Linked DNA regions of Homo sapiens: region 1 is linked to region 2. Evidence: read pairs that join two places in POLR2A ChIA-PET (ENCODE). Cell type or tissue: PC-9. All regions are shown on one strand. Each heading gives the region's core, and the rest is flanking DNA. Links, peaks and the distances in the headings are about the cores only. Region 1 overlaps CHKA (choline kinase alpha). Region 2 has its middle 23 kb from the start of CHKA-DT.

What was found. Peaks named below come from ENCODE experiments on the same cell type or tissue, not always from the same donor. Only the 100,000 strongest peaks of a DNase experiment are listed, where the experiment ranks them.
Region 1: POLR2A ChIA-PET joins it to region 2 with 10 read pairs; 5 of 35 experiments call an interaction of 5 or more read pairs at or near these places.

Annotation. Positions count from the first base shown.
Region 1 is chr11:68,060,432-68,068,431 of GRCh38, forward strand. CHKA (choline kinase alpha) reads right to left here. Exons shown (of 12, transcript NM_001277.3): 8 at 5,998-6,085; 9 at 5,355-5,463; 10 at 4,094-4,200; 11 at 1,522-1,603. Among named protein-coding and RNA genes, the nearest start is that of MIR6753, 20 kb to the left of the region's middle. RefSeq lists an enhancer at 6,122-6,622. In PC-9, for the core only: no CTCF peak of the experiment used is centred there; no DNase peak of the experiment used is centred there.
Region 2 is chr11:68,136,955-68,152,985 of GRCh38, forward strand. No RefSeq gene overlaps it. Among named protein-coding and RNA genes, the nearest start is that of CHKA-DT, 23 kb to the left of the region's middle. RefSeq lists a silencer at 3,158-3,358. In PC-9, for the core only: no CTCF peak of the experiment used is centred there; DNase peaks (open chromatin) are centred at 5,237, 8,547, 9,327, 10,227 and 1 weaker place; H3K27ac peaks cover 3,574 bases.

The DNA of each region.
Region 1 (8,000 bases), core at 1-8,000, 81 kb before region 2:
CCCTAAGTACCTGGGATTACAGGCATGTGCCACCATGCCCAGCTAATTTTTGTATTTTTAGTAGAGATAGAGTTTCACCATATTGGTTAGGCTGGTCTCAAACTCCTGACCTCAAGTGATCCAACCACCTCGGCCTCCCAAAGTGCTGGGATTACAGGCGTGAGCCACTGCAACCGGCCGAGATCACCAACTTTAATCGTGAATCTGCCATTTTCTTCTTTCACTTTTGTCAGTTTTAATATCATGTCTTTTGAAGCAAGACAAGGGTTTTTAATGTCCTCTGGATGTACTGATGCCTTTATTATCACAAAATGCCCTTCTTTATCTCTAGTAATATTCCTTGTTACGAAGTGTGCTTTGTCGTACAGTATCATTTGACCATGACTCAAATCTGCTTTAAAAATCCAATGTCCCCTTCTTTTACCTAATATCATCCTTGCATTACCAAACCTTCTGCCTAGAAGTAGAAATCATTGTAGTATAAGACTGAGGAGGTCAAAATGAACTAGTCCCATCCCTGTCCCAAAGGAAGGCAGCTCACCAGACTGTGGACATTTGTGTTATCCCCCACCCCAAGACAACTCACCAACATTCATTCACTATGGAACAACAGAAAGGTTTGTCTGAAGGTTAAAAATACTTTCTATTTCTATGTCAGTGACAGTTTTTTTTTTTTTTTTTTTTTTTTTTTTTGAGACAGAATCTTGTTCTGTCACCCAGGCTGGAGTGCAGTGGCATGATTTCAGCTCACTGCAACCTCCACCTCCTGGGTTCAAGCGGTTCTCCTGCCTCAGCCTCTTGAGTAGCTGGGATTACAGGCGCCCGCCACCATGCATGCTAATTTTGGTATTTTTAGTAGAGATGGGGTTTCCCCACGTTGGCCAGGATGGTCTCGAACTCCTGACCTCAGGTGATCTGCCCACCTCAGCCTCCCGAAGTGCTGGGATTACAGGCGTGAGCCACCGTACCCGGCTGACAATTCTTAAGGTTAAAATTAAATGACAGCCTAGCTTGGTTACAAACATGCCTATGAAAAACAGGAGGTCTAATTCAATAATTACCAGCTTCCAACCCAAAGTCGGGCACTACAGGCTGGAGAATGAAGTGGTAACCGATAAATAAAACCTTCCACAGCACAGGCAGGAGCCACCCACTCTTCTTCACTTACTGTCCCGTGTCAGAAGGGACTGAGGTCAGAGCTGGACTTCGAGGGTGCAGATGCCTACATTCCCCATCAGGATTGCAGGCACTTCTCTGAAGCAGGGGAGGCAAGGTCAGCTGGCCTGGAAGTGAGGGCAACCTCCAAAGGCAACCACAGCATCAGTGACAGCGGCTTCTCCCCCGGCTTCCTGGGCTGAGCCACACTGTCCTGATGCCACCAGGTCACCACATTCGGGTACTTGGGGAGACAGAGAACCCTCTGTAAGGAACAGTCATTTGCTGCCAACATTCACAAATACTATAGCATTTTTACCTGGGAGTAGGAAGAAAAAAAAAAACAAAAACGCTGCTAAAACATACCATGTACCCAAATTCAATAGATGAAATCTTGGCTTGTACAATGGACCACAGTCCCCAGAGGAAATGAGATGCAAGGGCAAACCTGGAATGATAAAAGCAAGAAACATATAAGAGACATACAGTATCAGTTACAGGACTGATGAAATGATTTCATGCCAGATGGACATTTTAACTTGTGTGGATGCAAACCTAGTTAGTGTTGGCAAATCATGGGTCTATATTCCACGGGACTAACTAAGAACAATGGGAATACCACTCCCACACCCTTCCCTCATCTGCTAGTGACAGGTGCACTGGTGAGTGTGAACACACACAGCTGGCCTGGCCATGGCACACGTAAATGCCACTTGGCCATAATATATTCACAAGGTGAATATATTCACATTCACAGGGTGCAGGTGAAGGCCTGGGTGGCCATGCTGGCAGAAAAGAAAGCAAGCTTGCTACAAGGGAGGGTGCACACCATAGCAACCAAGAGGCAGCCCTTTGCTGGAGGCGGGATGAAGCTCTCACTCCTTGAGCAAGAGAATTCTCAAATCCCATCCTTGTCCCATCCCCTCCTGTCACACAGAAGTGAAAAGAGCAGATCAGAGAGCGTGAGCCACGTCACCATCTCTAAGCTGTACCAAGCCCCCAAGTCACTGTGAATCCAAGTTCCTCCTCAAACAATACCCTGAGGGCTCATCCACATGAAGATAAAGCTCAAATTTAGGAGTGCCTGCTCTAGTATCCTCCAACCCTACTCTCTGTTCATCCTGTGGTCCCCGGCCCACAAGAGTCCCGTGTGCTACCCTTTCTGTCTGGGTTCTCCTCCATCTGTTTTTTTCTATTTCCACCAGTTCAAGAAACAGAAAGAGATGATGTATGCTGCGGTGAAGCCCAGCAGGTAGGCAGGTGTGACATCACACTTAGTGTTGGGGGTGAGCACTCTGGAGGCCACGAGGAGATGACTGTGCTAAGTGCGTGGAAAGATGAGGGGCCACAGTGACTTAAACAGCCATTCTACCAAAAAATGTCACAGGAGACCCCAAATAATAGGAACAACCCACAGGCCTCTTGACTAAAGAGATGGACAAATAGTGGTCTAGACCTTTGCACAATCTGGAAGTTTCAGGGCCCTGCTTTGAAAACTGTTGAGAAAACAGTTAAAAGCAAGACTTAAAACCGATAAACATAAGTTTAATCATTTTCTAGGAGAAACTTAAGAGTTAAAACACAGCATATGGTGGCCGCCACTCCAGAAGCATCAGTGACAAGTTTGCAGGGACAGATGCAGTAGCCCACATCTGTAATCCTAGCACTTTGGGGGGCCAAGGCAGGAGAACCACTTGAGCCCAGGAGTTCATGACCAGCCTGGGCAACAGAGCAAGACCTCGTGTCTACAAAAAAATACAAAAATTAGCCAGGCATGGTGGTACGTGCCTGTAGTCCCAGTTACTTGGGAGGCTGAGGCAAGAGGCTTGCTAAGAGTTAGAGGCTGCAGTGAGCCATGATCGCATAGCTGCACTCCAGCTTGGGTGACAGATCAAGACTCCATCTCAAAAAAAAAAAAAATTCTATAGGCTCTGGGTGGCAGCAGCCCTGTATGGCTGGGTTGTTGTGTCTGGATGACAGTTCAGAATGCCACAAAGTGTCCTGACCCTTCTTGGACATGGGAACTCTTCTTGTGATATGGTTTGGCTCTGTCTCCCCACCCAAATCTCATCTTTAATTGTAATCCCCATGTGTGGAGGGAGGGACCTGGCAGGAGGTGATTAGATCATGGGGGTAGTTTCCCCCATGCTGTCCTCACAATAGTGAGGGAGTTCTCACAAGATCTGATGGTTTTACAAGTATTTGGTAGTCCTACCTTCTTCTCTATCTCTCTGCCCCTCTCTCTCCTGGCGCCATGTAAGATGTGCCTTGCTTCCCCTTTGCCTTCTGCTATGATTGTTAAGTTTCCTGAGGCCTCCCTGGCCATGCAGAACTGTGAGTCAATTAAAACTCCTTTCTTTATAAATTACCCAGTCTCAGGTAATATCTTTGTAGCCATGTGAGAACAGACTAATATACTTTGCCTGCTGTATGCTCAGATCTGAAAGCTCTGCATAGTCTCGGCCACAATGGAGAAGTAGCAGATTCTATTTTTGACAAAGTGCAAGTCCTAAAGATGTACGATTAAAAAGAAGCTCCTAGGCCAGGCGCAGTGGCTCACATCTGTAATCCCAGCATGGGAAGGCCGAGCTGGGTGGATCACTGGAGGTCAGGAGTTCAAGACTAGCCTGGCCAACATGGCAAAAACCCATCTCTACTAAAAAATACAAAAATTAGCTGGACATGGTGGCAGGCACCTGTAATCCCAGCTACTTGGGAAGCTGAGACAGGAGAATTGCTTGAACCCGGGAGGCGGAGGTTGCAGTGAGCCGAGATTGCGCCACTGCACTCCAGCCTGGGTGACAGAGCAAGACTCTGTCTCAAAAAAAAAAAAAGAAGAAGAAGCTCTAAAATACTCCTAATTGCAAGTCAGCATCTCCCAAATATAGTCTATAAAGAGGAAAGCTATCTTTACAAATCAAAAAAGGAAAAATGTTACCTATTAACTTCAAGCAACATTTCTTCTTTTATAATGGATTTTTCTTCAGTACTGAGGTTTTCAAAGTCATTTTGGAATGCAGGCAAGTAACTGGAAATAAAATGGAGCTTAAAAAAAAGTAATTGTGTTAGGATCAATGATGGTTAAAATAGACAATGTCAATAGCTGTCACTAAGCATATGCATCTACTGTGACACACTGGGAGACACACACTCAACATGATGTTCAGCATCTCCGACATCCTGGGGCTGGCACCAGTGAGCCAACCTTTGCTAGGTTTTCAGCCGCTCTCTCTCCCCAGGATTTCTAGTGGAGATACAGTGTCTAGGCTCTTCAGCATACTTTTTCCATTTAGAGTAGCACTTAAAACATAAACTGGAGACCACTATTTTGGAGGCAGGCTTGGTGCACCCTCCCAATCCTACTCAGCTTCAGCACCGCTACCAAGGTTTCAGTGCTGGGCTGAGGAATGGGAGAGAAAGATCTCAGGAGGAAATTCCCATGAGAACTGATTCTCCACACAATCACCAGCCTCCTCCCATCATTCAGGACAGGAAAGGGAACTGTTAACACCAAAGATATTTCCTCCCACTACTAAACCCTGGTGCCCGAAAGATTACTTCTCTCTCCATAGTGTGAAATGAATAGAAAAAGGTCAGTGATCACCAAAAAGATGGCCAGAAAGCAGAATCAAGGCTGGGCTTTTCAAAAAAATACTACAAGGAACTACAAAGGATGACAAAGCTCTTCTCTGAATACAAGTATCTCTGGCACAGAGATTTTTAATAAGCTGGACTAAAAGGTCAAGTTTGTGTCTACATTTAACAGGAACAAAATAACATTTTTTAACATAAACCAAATTTTAAAAGGTTATCTTTAAAAATGAAGATGTAGGCCAGGCATGGTGGCTCACAACTGTAATCCCAGCAGTTTGGGAGGCTGAGGCAGGAGGATCACTTGAGCCCAGGAGTTTGAGACCAGCCTGGGCAACTTGGTGAAATCCCATCTCTACAAAAAATACAAACAATTAGCTGGGCGTGGTGGCATGCGTCTGTGGTCCCAGCTACTTGGGGGGCTGAGGCGAGAGGATCACCTGAGCACAGAAGGTCAAGGGTACAGTGAGCCATGATCGCACTACTGCACTCCAGCCTGGGAAACAGAGTGAGACCCTGCCTCAAAAAATAAAAAAGAAGATGTAATTCTAACTGCATGAAATTGACATGTAATTTTCCTATCAAGTATACAAAAACTCATCTCCTACCTGTTGTTTCTTGGTGGGATACTTCCGGATGTTTGCTCTGAAAAAAGGGTATTTTTCATAGCTATAATCATACATCCACTCACAGAAGTGATTTCCAATGTCGAATCCCCTGAAATAAGACATAAGACAGTGCACACAATGAGGCAAACCGTATGCCTGGAGGCTCCCTGACTGCAGAAGAAAGAAAGGCTGAGTTCCGAGCACGCCACTCCTGTTGCCATCTGGACTTGCTGAGGGAGCAGGACTGTAGCTGCTTTAATGACAGAGAGAGACAACAGGTGGTTGATCAGCATCACAGCTGACTAAAGCTATACAGGTGCACCTGAACCACTACTCCAGAACATTGTGTCTCCTAGACCAGGATTTATGAGAAGAAAATGACCTCTGAAGCCAAAAGAAAATGCCAAAGTCTGGACTGAATGGCATGGCTGTCCCCAACTAGCGCTGTCTGCTAGGAACAAAGAAGGCTGTGCTGCTTCACCACAACCATCACCGGCCACTGGACGAGAAGCCACTGATTCCAGGTGAAGCAGCTTGCAACTCAGAGCGGCATTTTGACTTATTTTCTCTAATAACTGTTAATTAAGCATATCGTAATGATAAATCAATATTGAGATGGAAACACTGGACTGTAACACAGTACCTGTAATTGTAACTGCTGTATTCGAAATCAATGAGCATCAGTTTCTGTTTTTCAGAATTCTCTCGGCCTTCCAGCAACAAGATATTACCTGCAAAAGGTTTGGATAACATGGTTTATGTTTTACAATAGAAGGCTCAAGTCCTTGAACAGCAGAGCCGAGAGAATGGATTTGATCCCTTAGGGAATCCTAACTGAATGTGGCTTTTGGTCTGTGGACATCACCAGGGCCTAGACAGAGCGTAGAAGTGCTCACGGGAGGCATAACCCTATGCAGGGTGGCTCCTGACCCACCTGGCCATGAGAACCCCTGCTCACAGCCCTAGTCCTCGCCAGACCCCCAGGATCACTGTGGAACAAAGCCTGGCCTCTTGCTCTGCTGTCAGGACAGTACTTCCCAAATGTTCTGCATGGTGGCATGCAGGAGCTCGTGCTAGCCAAACACCACCCTCAGCAGCCCTGGGACTTGGTTTGCTGTCTGCAGGCCAGCTGGCTGCAGCACTCCAGCTGGGAAGCTGTGGGAGTGCCCTCCTGGTAAGAAAGGCAAGGGAGAGCTCAGCTGCCACAGGGGATCCCCTGCTTTGTTCTTGCCTGCTTTTCCTTCCCAAGGAGACCACAGGCAGCATTCCTACAAGACTATTTGCTTTAGTATTGGATTCTGGGTCAGGAGTTGGTCAGCCATCAGCCTGGCTCTGCAGGCCTGCGTTCCTGAGATCCCCACACTCGACATGATGTTCAGCATCTCCGACATCCTGCTGCTGGCACCAGTGAGCCAACCTTCGCTAGGTTTTCAGCAGCTCTCTCTCCTTAGGATTTCTAGTGGAGGTATAGTGTCTAGGCTCTTCAGCATACTTTTTCCATTTAGAGTAGCAATTACAATGTAAACTGGAGACCAGAAAACGTGTATTGGCTCACACTTGTAATCACAGCACTTTGGGAGGTGGAGGTGGGAGGATCACTTAAGTCCAGGAGTTTAAGACCAGCCTGGGCAACACAGAGAAACTCCATCTCCACAAATAATTAGCCAGGTGTAGTGGTGTGCGCCTGTGATCCCAACTACTCAGGAGGCTAAGGCAGGAGGATCACTTAAGCCCAACAGGCTAAGGTTACGTGGAGCCTAGACTGCACTACTGCACACCAGCCTGGGTGACACAGTAACAGTCTCAAAAAAAAGGCAAATTGGAGGCAGACGCCCAAAGTAGCACAACAAAATTAATGTACAACTGTTACCTCTTCGATCCTTCCTACACTTTGCCATCATCAACACAGCCGATCTCCTCCAGTCCCCTCTCTCTAGTGATGTCTGTGCCATTTATCACCCCCTCACCACCAGAAGGGCAAGGGTAATACACAAAGCTGTAGCTGTAATGTCTACACCCTCCTTGAGTTAGCCAGCGATGAGCAGCTAATTAGTAAAAGGTAATTTGGCTCAAATGAATGGCTTATGGATGACGAGTCTTCATGAGAAACTGTTCTCAGGATTAAAAGCAAACTGCTGAGCCTGGCAAACAAGGGCTCAAGGTGGGACCTGAACTACTGTGACTAGGGGAGGCAAGGTCAAGGCAGAGAGAGGCCATGTCAGCAGCACCAGTGGGAGCTGCATAGTGGGGGGCCTCTGATGAGACTGTTCAATGTGCAATTGCATGGGATGAAGTTTTGTTACAGTAAGGAACATATCACTGTCATGTTTTCAAAGCAGAGAAGCCCGAAATAATTAATAGCACAGTGCACTGATACTAGGAGAGGAGGTGTTAGGATTACACGTGTTGCGATAAGCAACACTACGCTGTGTGGTGCAGAAGGGGGAAGGGCCCGGGACTCAATGGGGTAGGCAGTGGATCTTGTTCTTTTATTGCTTTTTCAGGTTAAAAAAAAATCATACATGTTTACTGTAAGGAGTTAAACACTGAAAAAGTAATATGTGACTTAGAAAGTTTAAGTTCTTCATCCCAGTTCCCAAGTTTAGTGAATATTCTTTCGGATTTCTTCCATGTAATTTTTTTTTT
Region 2 (16,031 bases), core at 4,442-12,441:
AGGACTTGTTTTCTGAGCACCAGTCACAAGACCTTGCTGAACAAAACATGATCTGATCAAAAGAGGATGCAGGAAAGACATTGGCCAAAACTAGCTAAAACCAACACGGTGACCAAAGCAACCTCTAGATGCCCTCATTGTTCATTGTGCACTAATTATAATGCCTTCGCATGCTGAAAGACACTCCCGCCAGCACCGTGACAGTTTACAAATACTGTGGCCACTCCCAGAAGCTACCTTATACAGTTTAAAAAGGGTAGAGGCCCAGTGTGGTGTTTCACGCCTGTAATCCCAGCACTTTGGGAGGCGGGTGGATCACGAGGTCAGGAGATCGAGACCATCCTGGCTAACGTGGTGAAACCCCGTCTCTACGAAAAATACAAAAATTAGCCGGGCGTGGTGGCAGGCACCTGTAGTCCCAGTTACTTAGGAGGCTGAGGCAGGAGAATCGCTTGAACCCGGGAGGCGGAGGTTTCCGTGAGCCGAGATGGCGCCACTGCACTCCAGCCTGGGAGACAGAGCAAGACTCTGTCTCAAATTAAAAAAAAAAAAAAAAAAGCCAGGCTGGCTCACGCCTGTAATCCCAGCACTTTGGGAGGCCGAGGTGGGACAGATCACCTGAGGTCACCCTGACCAACATGGTGAAACTCCGTCTCTACTAAAATACAAAATTAGCCAGGCTTGGTGGCTCATCGCCTGTGATCCCAGCTACTCGGGAGGCTGAGGCAGGAGAATCACTTGAACCCGGGAGGCGGAGGTTTCCATGAGCCAAGATCATGCCACTGTACTCCAGCCTGGGCAACAAGAGCGAAACTCCATCTCAAAAGAAAGAAAGAAAGAATGAATGAATGAATAAATAAATAAAATAAAAATTAAAAAAAGGTAGAAACCCTTGCTTCCAGAAACTCCCCACTCCTTTTGCAGAAAACTCGTGAATAGCCTGTCCTTTATTTAGCATATAATGAAGGAATAGACATAAATATAGCTGGCCAGCAATCCACGAGGGCTGCCGCTACTGCTCTACGGAGCAGCCATTTTCCTGCACTGTTGCTCTAATAAACTTGTGTTTGCTTTGCTCTGTCTTGTTTGCTCACCCTTGAATTCTTTTCTCTGCAAAGCCAAGAGCTCTCCCAGTCTGAGCCCCAATCATCAAAGATGATTTTGAGGGCTTCAGTATTTAAAGGGGAAAAGCAGGCTGGAGGGGAAGGAGGGAGGGGATGGTCACATTATTAAATCCGTATGTTGGAAGAGAAAAGGAGCAGGGAGGGGAATAGTGACATATTCATCTAGTGCTTCTACATCGGCATTTTACACAAGATAAGGTGAATGCAGAGTGTAGATATTTAACCTTTTATCCGTGGCTCTCTGCTTAGGAACAAAAGGAGAAGCAGCTTCTTGCCTGACTCAGCTTTCAGCTTAATTTTTTTCTTTTGGCAGAGTGAATTGGGATTCCAAGATTTTATTTGCCTTTCCCATCATGCGATTGGATACCACAAAGCAGTGAAGAACAGTGAGTGCCCATGTACTTGACAATGAAGGGGAATCTTCCAGACATACATGAAGCGAAGGAAGGCAGGCAAAAGAGTGTGCTTGTGTGATACTGCCTATTTGGGGCTCTAGAAGAGGCAAAACTAATCTATGGGAGTTTGAGGATAATGTTCAGGATAATGGTTTACTTTTGGCAAGTGTTGTCTGAGAAGAGGCACTTGGGAGCCTTCTGGGGGCTGGAAATGTTCTGTATCTTGAGCTAGGTGGTGGGTACACAGGCATATGGCTTGTCAAAAATAATTGAGTTAGCCGGGCACAGTAGCTCATGCCTGTAATCCTAGCATTTTGGGAGGCCAAGGTGGGTGGATCACCTGAGGTCAGGAGTTTAAGACCAGCCTGGCCAACATGGTGAAACCCCTGTCTCTACTAAAAAAAATACATAAGATTAGCTGAGCATGGTGGTGGGCACCCGTAATCCCAGCTACTCGGGAGTCTGAGGCAGGAGAATCGCTTGAACACGGGAGGCAGAGTTTGCAGAGAGCCAAGATCACGCAACTGCACTCTAGCCTGGAGGACAGAGCAAGATTCCATCTTAAAAAAAAAAAAAAAGAAGGCCAGGAGTGGTGGCTCACACCTGTAATCCCAGCACTTTGGGAGGCCAAGGTAGGTGGATCACCAGAGGTTGGGAGTTAGAGACCAGCCTGACCAACATGGAGAAACCCTGTCTCTACTAAAAATACAAAATTAGCCGGGCATGGTGGCACATGCCTGTAATCCCAGCTACTCGGGAGGCTGAGGTAGGAGAATCGCTTGAACCCGGGAGGCAGAGTTTGCGGTGAGCCAAGATCGCGCAATTGCACTCCAGCCTGGGTGACGAGCGAAACTCCATCTCAAAAGAAAAAAAAAAAGAAATAAAGACATAAAAGATACTTGGGGCTGGGCACGGTGGCTCATGGCTTTAATTCCAGCACTTTGGGAAGCTGAGGTGGCTAGATCACTTGAGGTCAGGAGTTCAAGACCAGCCTGGCCAGCATGGTGAAACCCTACTAAAAGTATAAAAATTAGCCAGGAATGATGGCAGGCGCTAATCCCAGCTACTCAGGAGGCTGAGGCAGGAGAATCGCTTGAACCTGGGAAGTGAAGGTTGCAGTGAACTATGATTGCGCCACTGCACTCCAGCCTAAGCGACAAGAGCGAAACTCTGTCTCAAAAAAAAAAAAAAAAAAAGTTGAGTCATGTTGTGAATGTATTTAACACCACTGAGCCGTACACTTAAAAATGGTGAAGATGTTAGATTTTATGTTATATCTATTTTACCACCATACAAAAAAATTGAGTTATACCTTAAGGTTTGTGGACTTTATTACATGTCAGTTGCACTTCAACTGAAACATTTAGCACGATCGTTGCCCCTGGCTCCTGAGTAATTTTTTTCATTTTTCAGACATGAGGTCTCGCTCTGTCGCCCAGGCTGGAGTGCAGTGGCACAATCATAGCTCACTGCAGCCTCGAACTCCTGGGCTCAAGTGATATTCCCACATCAGCCTCCCAAGTAGCTGGGATGTCAGGCATAATAAGCTACTGCGCCCGTCCCCCCAAGTCATTGCAAATGTTCTTTGAAAATACCACCTTCAGGCCAGGCGCAGTTGCTCACGCCTTTAATCCCAGCACTTTGGGAGGCCAAGGCAGGCAGATAACTTGAGGTCAGGAGTTCAAGACCAGCCTGGCCAACACGGTGAAATCCTGTCTCTACTAAAAATACAAAAATGGGCTGGGCATGGTGGTGCATGCCTGTAGTCCCAGCTATTCAGGAGGCTGAAGCAGGAGAATTGCTTGAACCCGGGAGGTGGAGGTTGCAGTGAGCCGAGATTGCACCCGCAGCCTGGATGACAAAGCAAGACTCCATCTGAAAAAAAAAAAAAAAAAAGAAAATACCACCTTCAGTGGCCACATATTTTCCCATCCACGGATGTGTCCTGGTACCTTCATTCACTCTCAAATCTTTCCCCAGAATTGTGAGAACCACAGCCCCATGTCACAGCCCCAAGGTTGCAGACAAGGTCCCGACCCACGTTAAGACGCAAAATAATTTATTGGAAGGTTTTTCTTAGACCCCTGGGAAGGCTAGGAAACCTGGCTTGGAAAGAAGGAGGAGCTCAAGGAGGCAGGAAGCTGCCCCACAGCCTGGGTTACCCCAGGAATAGGCTGGTCTAGGGGCCGCTGTAACCACTGCTGACACTGTGGATGTCACCATCAGGGACAGTGCCACTCTGGGACGCTGCAGCCATAGCCACTGGGAAGAGGTCCCAGTGGGCCCGGATTCTTTGTGGAGGAATCTATAGGCCTGAGCTCTAGAGGCTGGGAAATGGAGGGGCAAGTCTCTGGTCCCCATGCTCAACAAGACCCCCTCAGTGGGGAATTCCTCATTGCAGAAGGGGCACCAGATGCAGGGCAGCTAAACAAGCAGCCAGGGATTCCTACCCCGAGAAATGTCCTCTAAGACAATAACAGCCAGTATTTGTTGAGCTCTCACTGGGTGCCAGGCCCCTGTGCCAAACTTCCTACATGGATTATCACAAAGAATACTCACATTAGCCCTGTGGGGTGGGGGTTATTATTATCTTGATTTTGCAGACAAGGAGGCAGGCACAGAGCAATTTGGCAACCTGCCCAGGACCACACGCATGAGGAGCAGGAGGCGGCATTGCATTGGGGGCACCTGTGTGCCAGGTCAGTGCAGGGCACTTTGCAGTCCTCTTAGGGCTGAGGGCCTTGGACACTCAGCACCATTTTCCCTGCTCTGTGGCTGCAGGGGGCTGCAGGGGCTGGAAGCCTGACAGCCACGTTTCCTTGAAGCCCCTGCAGCAGGGTTCTGGGTTACAGCCTGTCAGTCACGGGCATTTGCCTGACACCTGGAAGGCTGTGGGGAGGTGCAGTGGCAGGCAGGGGTGGGCTTTGCCAGATGTGACACTTTGCCAGTGACTTCTGGGGGTCTCCTGGGGCTGACCAGCCCCCCTCCGAGTGGTGCATGCTCCTGCAATTCCTCCAGTCCTAGTTTCTTTTCTTTCTTTTTCTTAAGACAGGGTCTCTTTCTGTCACCCAGGCTGGAGTGCAGTGGTGCAATCATGGCTCATTGCAGCCTTGACCTCCCAGGCTCAAGCAGTCCTCCTGCCCCAGCCTCTTGAGTAGCTGGGACCACAGGCGTGCACCACCATGCCAGGCTACAAATCCTAACTTCTGGACCAGGTGTGGCTGCCCCTCAGCTCTTTGGAAGGTTTTGCAAGCCTCAAATTCCCCGTGTTCAGTCCTTTCCTGCTTGAAATGCCATTTTCCCAACTGAACCTTGATGAGGCAGAGGTGTTAAGGCAAAGCAGCTGGGCCTATAGGCCTGAGCTCTAGAGGCTGGGGAATGGAGGAACAAGGCTCTGGTCCCCGCGCTCAACAAGACCCCCTCAATGGGGAATTCCACATTGCAGAAGGGACACCAGGTGTGGGGCAGCTCAACAAGCAGCCAGGGCCTCCTACCCCAAGAAATGTCCTTCTAGGATAATAGCCAGCATTTGCCAAGCACTCACCGGTGCCAAGCCCCTGTGCCAAGCACTCACCGGGTGCCAGGCCCCAGGAGGCTGAGGCAGGACTGGCTTTAGAACAGGAAAGCTGGGGGTGCGAGCCCGGCTCTGCCAGTTCTGTGGGTTTGTGGTTTTTTGGTCGCTTCATGTGCCTGAGTCTCATTTTCCTGTTTCCTCATTTGGAACAGGCAGTGGTGGCGTCTCTCATGGGGACGTGGAGATAAACCAGGGCGACATCGGGGACACACAAGCCCAGTGCCTGCGGCGATGGCCGATGAGGCGCTCTTTCCATTTCCTGGTAGCAGATGAGGAAAGTGAGGCTCAAAGAGGTGATGTCATTTGCCCCAAATCACACAGTTGGGAGGTGGTGGGGTGCGAATTCAAACCCAGGAGTGTGAAGCTTCCAGCTCGTCTGTTTCTCCCTGGCTGTGGGTCAGTGCCCTGTGGGAGGCCAGGATGCCGGTCAGGGACTGGCATGGCAGGGTGAGGGGAGCAGGGTGGGCCAGCCTGCCTCCCCTCCCTCTCCTGGGGCTGCTGCCCTGTGGAGTAGGGGACTGCCATGGCCCTCACCTGTCCACCTTGTCTCCTTGCCTGGGCCTTGTCAGCCCTGTGCACTCCACAGGGCAGGGACAGGGCCTGCTGTTGACAGAAGTTCAGAACAAGGCAGTGCTTGGCCCTGGGTCCTGCGCAGATCAGTGCTGGGGCTGGCCTGGGGCCCGAGCTCAAGCCTCCGAATCCCCTTGCCCAGGCTGGACTCTTGCTGCACCGGGGCAGGTTGGCAGAGGCCTGGAGGTTTTCTCTGGGCTGCAGGTTGAGGCACCTGGGCTTGCAGACGCACGTCTGGCGGTCCAGCTTCCTCCCTGGCAGCCTCTCTCCTGCGACAGCAATATGGTGGTCTGCAGCTTCAGGCCAGCTCCATTGCTGCCCATGAGGCTACCCCAGTGGAGAGAGGTCACCTTGCCTCAGGGTCCCAGCTGAAGTCCCCAGGCTGCATCTCATTGGCCAGGCTTGGTGATATGTTCATCCCTGACCAGTCGCAGTGCCCGGGGGGTGCGCCCTCTCATAGGCCAGCCATGGAGTAGGCTGGGGTCAGAAAAGGCCTCTCCTCCCTGAGCCACATGAACTGAGAATGGGGAGGTGACCTTTCCAAAGAGGGGGTAATGGACTCTAGGAGTCAGAAGTAGTGAATGACCCGGACGGGGAAACGCAGGCCCCACTGTCGCCAGCCCTGCTGATGGTGGCCATCCTTTCTTCCTCACCTTGGCAGCAGGAGCTGGATGGAGTCTGGGGAGGTGGCAGGTACAGGCTGGAGCTCAGAGTGTGAGAGACAGTTGAGGATGGAATGTTCTCTTGGAGAAGCGAGAATAATGTCTCCTCCCCTTCTCCAAACAGCAAGTGCCCGGCCCAGCCTCTGTCTCAGGAAACTCTCTAACAGCCAAGATCAGGGCCTTATGGAGAGCTGACCCAAGGCCAGGCACTATGTTGGACACATCTGATGAGTCACTTCACTTCAGCCTTGCCAAAGCTTCATGAGCACCCATTTCACAGATGAAGAAACGGAGGCTCAGAAAGACAAACGTTTCAGCCAATAAGTGGCTGAATCTATGCTCAAACCTAGGTCTGTGTGATCCCAGACCCTGAATTCTACAAGTCCACCAAAAACTCCTCTTTATCTTCTTTTATTTTTTATGTATTTATTTATTTTTAGACAGAGTCTCACTCTGTCGCTCAGGCTGGAGTGCAGTGGCGCGATCTCGGCTCCTCTCCGCCCCATGGGTTCAAGTGATTCTCTTGCCTCAGCCTCCCTAGTAGCTGGGACTAAAGACGCACGCCACCACACCCCGCTAATTTTTGTATTTTTAGTAGAGACGGGGTTTCACCATGTTGGCCAGGAGGTCTCACTCTCCTGACCTCGTGATCCACCCACCTCGGCCTCTCAAAGTGTTGGGAATACAGGCGTGAGCCACCGCACCAGCCTATCTTCTTTTAAAAACATCATCAGTCCACCCTGGGTAATATGGCAAAATCCCATCTCTACAGAAAATACAAAAATTACCCAGGCATGGTGGCACATGCCTGTGGTCCCAGCTTCTTGGGAAGCTGAGGTGGGACGATCACCTGAGCCCTGGAGGTTGAGGCTCCAATGAGCCATGGTCATGCCACTGCACCCCAGCCTAGGCAACAGAATGAGACCCTGACTCACGATACATAAATAACTAAAAATAGCCAGGCGGGCTGGGCGCGGTGGCTCATGCCTGTAATCCCAGCACTCTGGGAGGCCGAGGCAGGCAGATCACGAGGTCAGGAGATCGAGACCACCCTGGCTAACACGGTGAAACCCCGTCTCTACTAAAAATACAAAAAAATTAGCCAGGCGTGGTGACGGGCGCCTGTAGTCCCAGCCATTTGGGAGGCTGAGGCAGGAGAATGGCGTGAACCCGGGAGGCAGAGCTTGCAGTGAGCCAAGATTGTACCACTGCACTCCAGCCTGGGCGACAGAGAAAGACTCCGTCTCAAAAAAAAAAAAAATAAAATAAAATAAAATAAAATAAAAACACATAAAACATCATCAGTGTCTTGTTAAAGTAGTGCTGTTCTAGTTGTAAACGAGTTAGTGTGAGGTTGTGGGCCATGTCTGAGGCCTCAGCTCTCAGCCCAGGAAATAAGGCTGTTGTGAGTGAGTAAGGTGGGGGTGAAGGATGTGGGAGGGGGGCTCTACTTCCAAAGTTGCTGAGGCAGTGTTGAAGGCCGCAGGACACTTCCTCACCACTGTGGCCCAACTCTTCTTTCTCCCTCAAAACCCAGCTCGAAGGACACTTCCTCCCAGAAGTCTTCTCTGCTGTGCCTATAACCCTCCCCTGACCCCAGGAAGACACACACACACACACACACACACACACAACTTCTCTGTGTACTCCATCCCCTACGTTGTACTCATCAAAGCCCCAACCATAGTGTGTGTGTGTGGTGTGTATGGTGTGTATGGTGTGTATGGTGTGTGTGTGTGTGTGTGTGTGTGTGTGTGTGTCTGTCTGTCTGTCTCCTCGGTCAGACTGGGACAACCTGAGGGCAAGGAGAGGGAATTCCCTGATGCCCAAGGTGTGCCCCGTGTAGATCATGGTACAGAGTGGAGGCTCAGCAAACAGAGCATAAATGAATGAGTGAGTGAATGAATGCATGGAATCTTGGGGTGAGTTTCCCTGAAGACAGCCCCAGGGTGCTGTGGCTGTAGGAGCTGGACCGTCTAGTGCCTTGGTCTGGGGGTGGCTGAAGCTGGAGGAGGGAAAGAGGCCAGTCCTTTGCAGCTTCTGGAGGCCAGAGTCCAAGGTCAGCTTCTCTCAACAGGACCCCTCTGAACCCGGCTGACACCACGGCCTTTGGAAGCCATGTGGTCAGTAACACGCTGTCACCCTTACTGCAGTCTGTTCACCTGACCTAATGACTGGGAACCTCAGGTCTGTGACTCAATGCCCAGAATGCTGTCTGGTATGGGGGTATGGGTCACACCTGGCTCATCTCCAGGACAGCCCTGTTCTGCGTGTCTGCCAGCCAAGGGGTCACGTGCTAACCTGGCTGCCCCACTGGGGGTGGGAGGGGCAGCTTCAGGATGGGGCCGCATCAGGCCCCATCTCCCTACCAGGCCCGTCAGTGGGCACCCTGAGCCTCTCTCTCTCATTCCTTCTTTTGAGCCTGCAGCACTACTCCCCGACCAAAGCACACTTTCCCTTCTCGTCTGGAGGAGAGATGGGGCCTCGTGCCAGCTCTGCCCCTGCCTGACACACACGCTTGGCCCGTCACTGAGCCTCAGTTTCCCTCTCTGTATTTCTTGGCTGTGCAAAGGCAGTCGGGGGAGGCTGGCCCTTTAAGCTGGATGAGGCTGGTATTTTGTGTTTTTTTTTGAGACGAAGTCTCACTCTGTCACCCAGGCTGGAGTGCAATGGCGCGATCTTGGCTCACTGCAACCTCCGCCTCCTGGGTTCAAGTGATTCTCCTGCCTCAGCCTCCCAAGTAGCTGGGATTACAGGTGCCCACCACCACACTCAGCAAATTTTTTGTATTTTTAGTAGAGACGGGGTTTTGCCATGTTGGGCAGGCTGGTCTTGAACTCCTGACCTCAGGTGATCCGCCCGCCTTGGGAGGCTGGGTTTTTGAGCTTTGTGCTGTTGGGGCCCAGCCCTCAGGGCCGCGTGGGAACCCCCGGGGCGGGGTGTTCTATACCAGGAAGTAGGCAGAGGGCCAGCCCGAGGACAGTTCGTTTCTTGCCAGTCCCCTGACCTCTCTTGGCACACAGCCTGTGGCAGCAGCAGGTTGAAGCCAGACGCTGCTCAGACCTCACACCACGTCGTTTGCCCAACCCAGAGAAAGCTCTGTCCCCGGCTTCTGGCTCCTTCTCTGCCAGGACTCACTGGGTGTGATGAGTTGGTCTTGGGGCACTGTCTGGGCACAGCCTGTTTGCCCAACATGGCCTCCTGGGCTCCATGCTTCCGCAGGTGGGAGGGGTCTGGACTGGCCCAGGGGCTCTGACAGCGGCTGGCAACCTGAGGTTTTGACTTCAGGGTGACCTGAATCCTGCCGCATTATGGAGGCTGGAGTCTCTGGGGGCTGCTTTCCCAGAGAAGAAGCTCCTTCCCCATCAGCCTGACATTGGCTCCAAGGACTCCATGTGGCTGGAGGGCTCAGGGCTAAGGGGAGGGAAGCCCCGGGATGGCAGTGAGGGGTGAGGGAAGATTTGGGAGGTGACATCTACAAAGAGACCTGAGCGGGTGGGGCAAAGAGGGGGTCCCAGGCAGAGGGAGAAGCAAGTGCAAAGACCTTCATAACCCAGGGGAGCGCTGAGACCACCGACCAGCAGCACCCCCACTTCTTCAAGCCACCACTCCTCAGGGCCTCCCAGGGGTCCCCAGCCTGGAGCACCCCATGTGGTAGAGCTGGTAGGCTGGGGGACACTGGGGACTGCTGTCCCACTTGGAGCCTCGGGCTACTCCGCCCAGGAGCAGCGATGTGGAACCTTGTTGGATTTTCATGTTCCCAAACATCCAGGAGACACACAGTTGTGAGTTTCCAGCCAGGCGATCTCTAAGGCCAGAGCAGCCCTTGTGGGTGTCAGTGAGGAAGGGCAGAAAGACTCTGGCCTCAAGCTCAGCTCCCTGCTGCAGGGAGTTGAACGCCCCTTTGGTGAGTGGCTCTAGCTAAACAAACACGTGTTATCATCTGTCAATAGCGGCCACCTCCTTGCTGGCTGGGCTGCTGCTGGCTCAAAGCCCAGAGCAGCCCTTCCGGGGCACTGCCTGCCACAGCCAACAGTCAGGGAAGGGCAGCTACTGCCCTGGGTTCAAGCCCGGGCTACCCCTGCTCCTGCTCACTGTGTGTCCCCAAGCAAGTCACTGTCCCTGCCTCTCTGTACAGTGGGAGGCCTGGATCTCTCTGCTCTGGGAAGACACCCAGCCCTGGAATGGTTGGGCCACACTTGGGGCTGGGGGCCAGGAGGAAGTTGGAGGGCTGGGCTGGGGCTGGGGCTGATTAGTTGAAGCCAGTAGAAAAGTACAGGCTTTGCTATTAGATTCCAGGAAATAACAAAAGCTGCTAACAGTTACCGAATGCTTACCACGCACCCGACGTGGTGCTCACGCATCTTTTGCTGTTTTATTTCATCCTTAGTGAGTTGGGTACTATTATCATCTCCATTTTACAGAGCAGAAACTAAGGCTCAGATAGGAGACGCTGCAAAATCAGGAGGTGGTGAAGACAGAATGTGCCCCTAGGGTGCTGATCAGGGCCCTCACCTAGAGGCAGATGCCCCCATCTCCTAAGGTCAATGGTCCTCAGCTATCATCCCTTTTTTTTGTTTTTTGAGGTGGAGTCTCGCTTTGTCGCCCAGGCTGGAGTACACGATCTGGGCTCACTGTAAGCTCCGCCTGCCGGGTTCACACCATTCTCTTGCCTCAGCCTCCTGAGGAGCTGGGACTACAGGCGGCCGCCACCACGCCTGGCAAATTTTTTGTATTTTTAGTAGAGACAGGGTTTCACCATGTTAGCCAGGATGGTCTCGATCTCCTACCCGCCTCAGCCTCCCAAAGTGCTGGGATTATAGGCATGAGCCACCACGTCCGGCCAGCTATCATCCCCTTTTAAACTTTCTGGACTGGCCACGCTGAACTTCTCACCCTCCTTTCCATAAGACACCCTGTCCTTCCATGTCTCCAGGACTTTGCAGGTGTCCACCGCCTCTGCCCTTTGGGCTTATGAACTCCTATTCATCTCTCAGGACCCTTCTTAATTTTACCTCCTCCATGAAGCCTGCTTTGCTTGGTTCCCCAGCAGAAACAGGGGGCACTCTCCTTGGTCCTCCTGCCACGCTTCTTCCACACATGCATCCTGGCAATTACCACATTTTACTGATGTTCGTGTGTGTTTCCCTGGAGGGAAAGGAGTGGGTTTCAATCACCCCCATATCCCCTGTGCCTTTTGAGTGACCAGCCGTTATTCGGCACTCAAATAGGGAAGGCTGTCAGGGGAGCAGCTGACTGCAGAGAGACTGCCTTGGAAGGAGGAGAGGCCCGGGGGTGGAGCGGAGGTTTCGGGTAAACAGAGGCGGCCTGACTGACAGAGGGGCATCAGCCAGGGGAAAATAGAACCGGGATCCAGGATCGTCTGAGTACGCAGCTGAGCTGGAGAAGGTTGTAATGAAGGCAGTTTGAGCAGGTGTCAGCTGAGGAGGGCAGAGGTTAGGGGCAGAGCAGGGCGCATGAGGTGTCTGGGGTGCACCCACAGACTGTTGAGGCAGGACACGGGTACCAACTGACTTGGGTGCCAGACCCATGTGAAGGGCACGATGGGCACTCTCCTGCTGAATCCTCAACAAACCCAGAGCGCTTTCACTCCCTCTGCTTTACAAGTTACAAATCTGAGGTTTGGGAACAAGTGAGGCAGGGCAGGTGCCCCCCAACCTTGCCCCAGGCCAAGTGGGTGCCTGAGTCAACTCTGGTCCACTTGGATGACAGTCATGTGCCACCACACCTAGCTCAGCCTCCCCAGCTTGCCGCTTACCGCAGAAGAAAAACATGGTTTGACTAGCAAGAGGAGGAAATTAGAGTTTTGTGTATAGAAGAGTCACTCTGGGCCGGGCGCAGTGGCTCACACCTGTAATCCCAGCACTTTGAGAGGCCAAGGTGGGTGGATCACTTGAGGTCAGGAGTTTGAGACCAGCCTGGCCAACACGGTGAAACCCTTTCTCTACTAAAAGCATAAAAATTAGCCGGGTGTAGTGGCAGGCGCCTGTAATTCCAGCTACTCGGGAGGTTGAGGCATGAGAATCGCTTGAACCCAGGAGGTGGAGGTTGCAATGAGCCAAGATCGTGCCACTGCACTCCAGCCTGGGCGACAGAGTGAGACTCTGTCTCAAAAAAAAAAAAAAAAAAAAAAAGGAAAAAGAAGAGTCACTCTGGAGAACAGCTAAGTCCAAGACTCCTGGCCTGTAGCTTCCAGTCACGTTCTATCAGTGCTCAACTTGCCATCCCCACTGAGGCTGGTGTGATGAAATCAAAATTACCTGACCCCGGCCTGCTGCTCAGGGAGTAACCACACTCATGAAGAGTGGCAAAAGTGTAACGTGCTTTGCAGACGTGCTTATGAGATGTAAATTGCCTTTCGGTAAATAGAACCCTGCTTCCCATTCATGTAATTATAGCTTCCAGCCTCTGCCCCATGAGAGAAAACACTTGTCCTGAGGGGAATCACAGTAATAATTTAGAGAATAACACAAGAAACCTTCTCCTCATCAAATGCAGTTATTCCTTTGCCCCGGATGACATTTCTGTCAAGTCGCTATTAAAATCACCAAGTCCAGGCTGGGCATGCTGGCTCACACCTGTAATCCCAGAAGTTTGAGAGGCCGAGGTGGGTGGATCACTTGAGGTCACGAGTTCAAGACCAGCCTAGGGAACATGGTGAGACCCCGGCCCCCACCCCCATCTCTACTAAAAATACAGAAAATTAGCTGGGTGTGGTGGTCTGTGCCTGTGGTCCCAGCTACTTGGGAGACTGAGGTGGGAGGATCGCCTGAACCCAGGAGGTCGAGGCTGCAGTGAGCCAAGATTTCACCACTGCACTCCAATCTTGGGCAACAAAGCAAGACCTTGTCTCAAAAAAAAAAAAAAAAGAAAGAAAGACAGGAAAAACAAAACAAAACGAAAAAAACACTAATCGTCAAGTCCAGCAGCCTGCCTGGCTGGAGGAAACCTCGGACTTCCTTTGCTGTCTCTAGGCATGCTCCGCTCCCCTCCAGTTTGACTCACCCTTTCAGATAACAAGAGGCCTGCCCCCATGGAGTGCCTGAGGGCCAGCAAACACCTGTGGCTTCCTAGGAGCCCGTGCTTTGGGCAGTGGCACCTCTCCCACTTTTCAAGCTCCCTAAGCATATTTGACAGTGGGCGTGGATCACCCCACTTATCTGGGGCATAATCTTTAGACAGACTTCTCCTGGCCCCACATAACTGCATGGAAAGTGGGTAGAAAGCAATGATTCCTATTTTTCGCCCATAGGGATTCTTTTTTTTTTTTTTTTTTTTTTGAGACAGAGTCTCGCTCTGTCACCAGGCTGGAGTGCAGTGGCGTGATCTCGGCTCACTGGAACCTCCGCCTCCCAAGTTCAAGCGATTCTCCTGCCTCAGCCTCCCAAGTAGCTGGGACTGCAGGCGTGTGCCACCACACCTGGCTAATTTTTTGTATTTTTAGTAGAGACAGGGTTTCACCGTGTTAGCCAGTTTGGTCTCGATCTCCTGACCTCATGATCTGCCTGCCTCGGCCTCCCAAAGTGCTGGGATTACAGGCGTGAGCCACCGTGCCCGGCCTTTTTTTTCTTTTAAAGAGATGGATCGGTCTTGCTATGTTGCCCAGGCTGGACTCCTGGGCTCAAGTGATCCTCCAGCCTCAGCCTCCCAAGTAGACCCACAGGAATGCCGAGGAGACAGAGACTTTCAGAATCACCCTGGCAAAGGTGGGGCTGCGCAGCTGGGGCTGGGGGTCTCTGGAACACTGGCAGCTCTGTGGTCCTTACCTGTGCTCTCTAGATATTTGAGATGAGCCTGGGCAATATAGGGAGAAGCCCGTTTCTACAAAAAGTAAAAAAATTAGTGGGGCATGGTGGTGCGCACCTGTTGTTCCAGCTACTCAGCAGGAGGCTGAGGCAGGAGGATTGCTCAGGTCTGGGAGGTCAAGGCTACAGTGAGGCATGGTCACACCACCGTACTCCAGCCCGGGTGACAGAGTGAAACCCTGTCTCAAAAAAACAAAACAAAAACAAAAAACAAGCTGGTGCCTTGGAGCCTGGGGTTAATGTCTGCCTCTGTCACTTGCCACCAGCTGCACAATCTCAGGCAGGCCGATTTCCTTGTTTATTAAGGCCCCAGAGCACCACCACCCTGAGTGGGGTATTCCCCGTTCGTTTCCCCACAGGCCCAGTTTCTGTATGGCTCCCTGTATGGAGTGTGGTAGCCCCCCAAGGCATGTTGCTTTGTTCCCTGAGCCCCAGAAGCCTGCACTCACTGGAAGTCCACTGGAGGCCCACCATGAAGGTTGTCTGCCATCCTCTTGGGTGACCCATGCCATGATTTCTCACAACTGTGACCACTCCACTACCAGGGTCCCGACTAGGACCTTGTTCTCACAGGAAAGTGTGGCCCCTCCAGAGCTCTGAGCGCCTGTTCTCCGCCTGCCCTCCACACTTGCTTACTGCTCCAATGCTTGGCAGTCCTCTGCCCACAGGGAGCCTCCAGGATTCAAACACCTCCACCTTCACCTGTCTAGTGACCCACTCAGCTCACAGACTTGCCTTTTCTTCCCTAACCTGCAGGTATGCACGGCTTCTCATGCAACCCCTTCTCCTGCCAACCTGAACCCTAGGGCCCCCAGCCCTGCTGTCTTCTGTGGTCTCCACCTGGGTAAAGGCCCACGTGTGCCTGAGAGGCTCACACCTGTGCAGGGAAGTGCTGGCCACCAGCCTGGGCTCAGGACACTGACCTGGTACCTTGAAAGTGATGAGTAGATATTTCTTTAATGAATGATAACTAGGTTTCTACAGTCAGCATGCTTTCCCATTCTCAATTTCAAACCTCCTTCTTACTCCTCAAACCTCCTGGCCCTCCTGTCTTCACTCTCATCTGCCTCCTACTTACCAGACAAGAGAAAACCTCACTCTGGACTGGCTCCCTCACCACATCCCAAATCCTCTTTTCCTCCTGGAAGGAAGACGGATCTACTCTCTGAAGACCCCCCTGAGGCCCTACTCCAAGTAACTCCTTCACTTTCTTTCTCAGAACACACTTACTATGCAAGCTCCCCGCCTCCAAGATTCAACTTGGGTCTCCTATTAATGAAATGAACCTCCTCCCTTCCCAGTGGTCATCCTCTCTCGTTCCTCCTTCACAAACTTTGCCTCCACCCTCTCAACCCATCCGGCTCTTCCTTGAAGCACTGACCTAAGCTCAGCTCTCCGAAGTCGAGGACCAACAGCGGGGGAGCAGCCTTTCCTGCCGCCCCCAGGCCTCAGTGAGGGTGGGTGCAGGGGCTGCCCTCAGCCAGCTCCCTAGGCTAGCTCACTGCTGTGGTCTGAGCATGGCCCCAGGTTCATGCTGGAAACTCAGCCCCCAGTGCAACAGTGTGTTGAGAAGTGGGGTCTAAGAGGCAATTCGGTCATGAAGGCCCTGCCTCATGAATGAATGGATTAATGCCATTATCGTGGGAGTGGGCTCCCAATAGAAGTCAAGCCCCTTCCCCTCTCTGCAGCACGGGACGATGCAGCAGAAAGGTCTTCCTCGCCAGAATCGGCCCCTCCATCTTGAACTTCCCAGCCTCCAGAACCATGAACCAAACAAACGTCTATTGGTTCTAAATTGCCCAGTCTGTGATATTGTGATAGCAGTACAAAGAGACCAAGACACCCACTCTCATGGCTTTGATTTTACCCCACATTGAAGA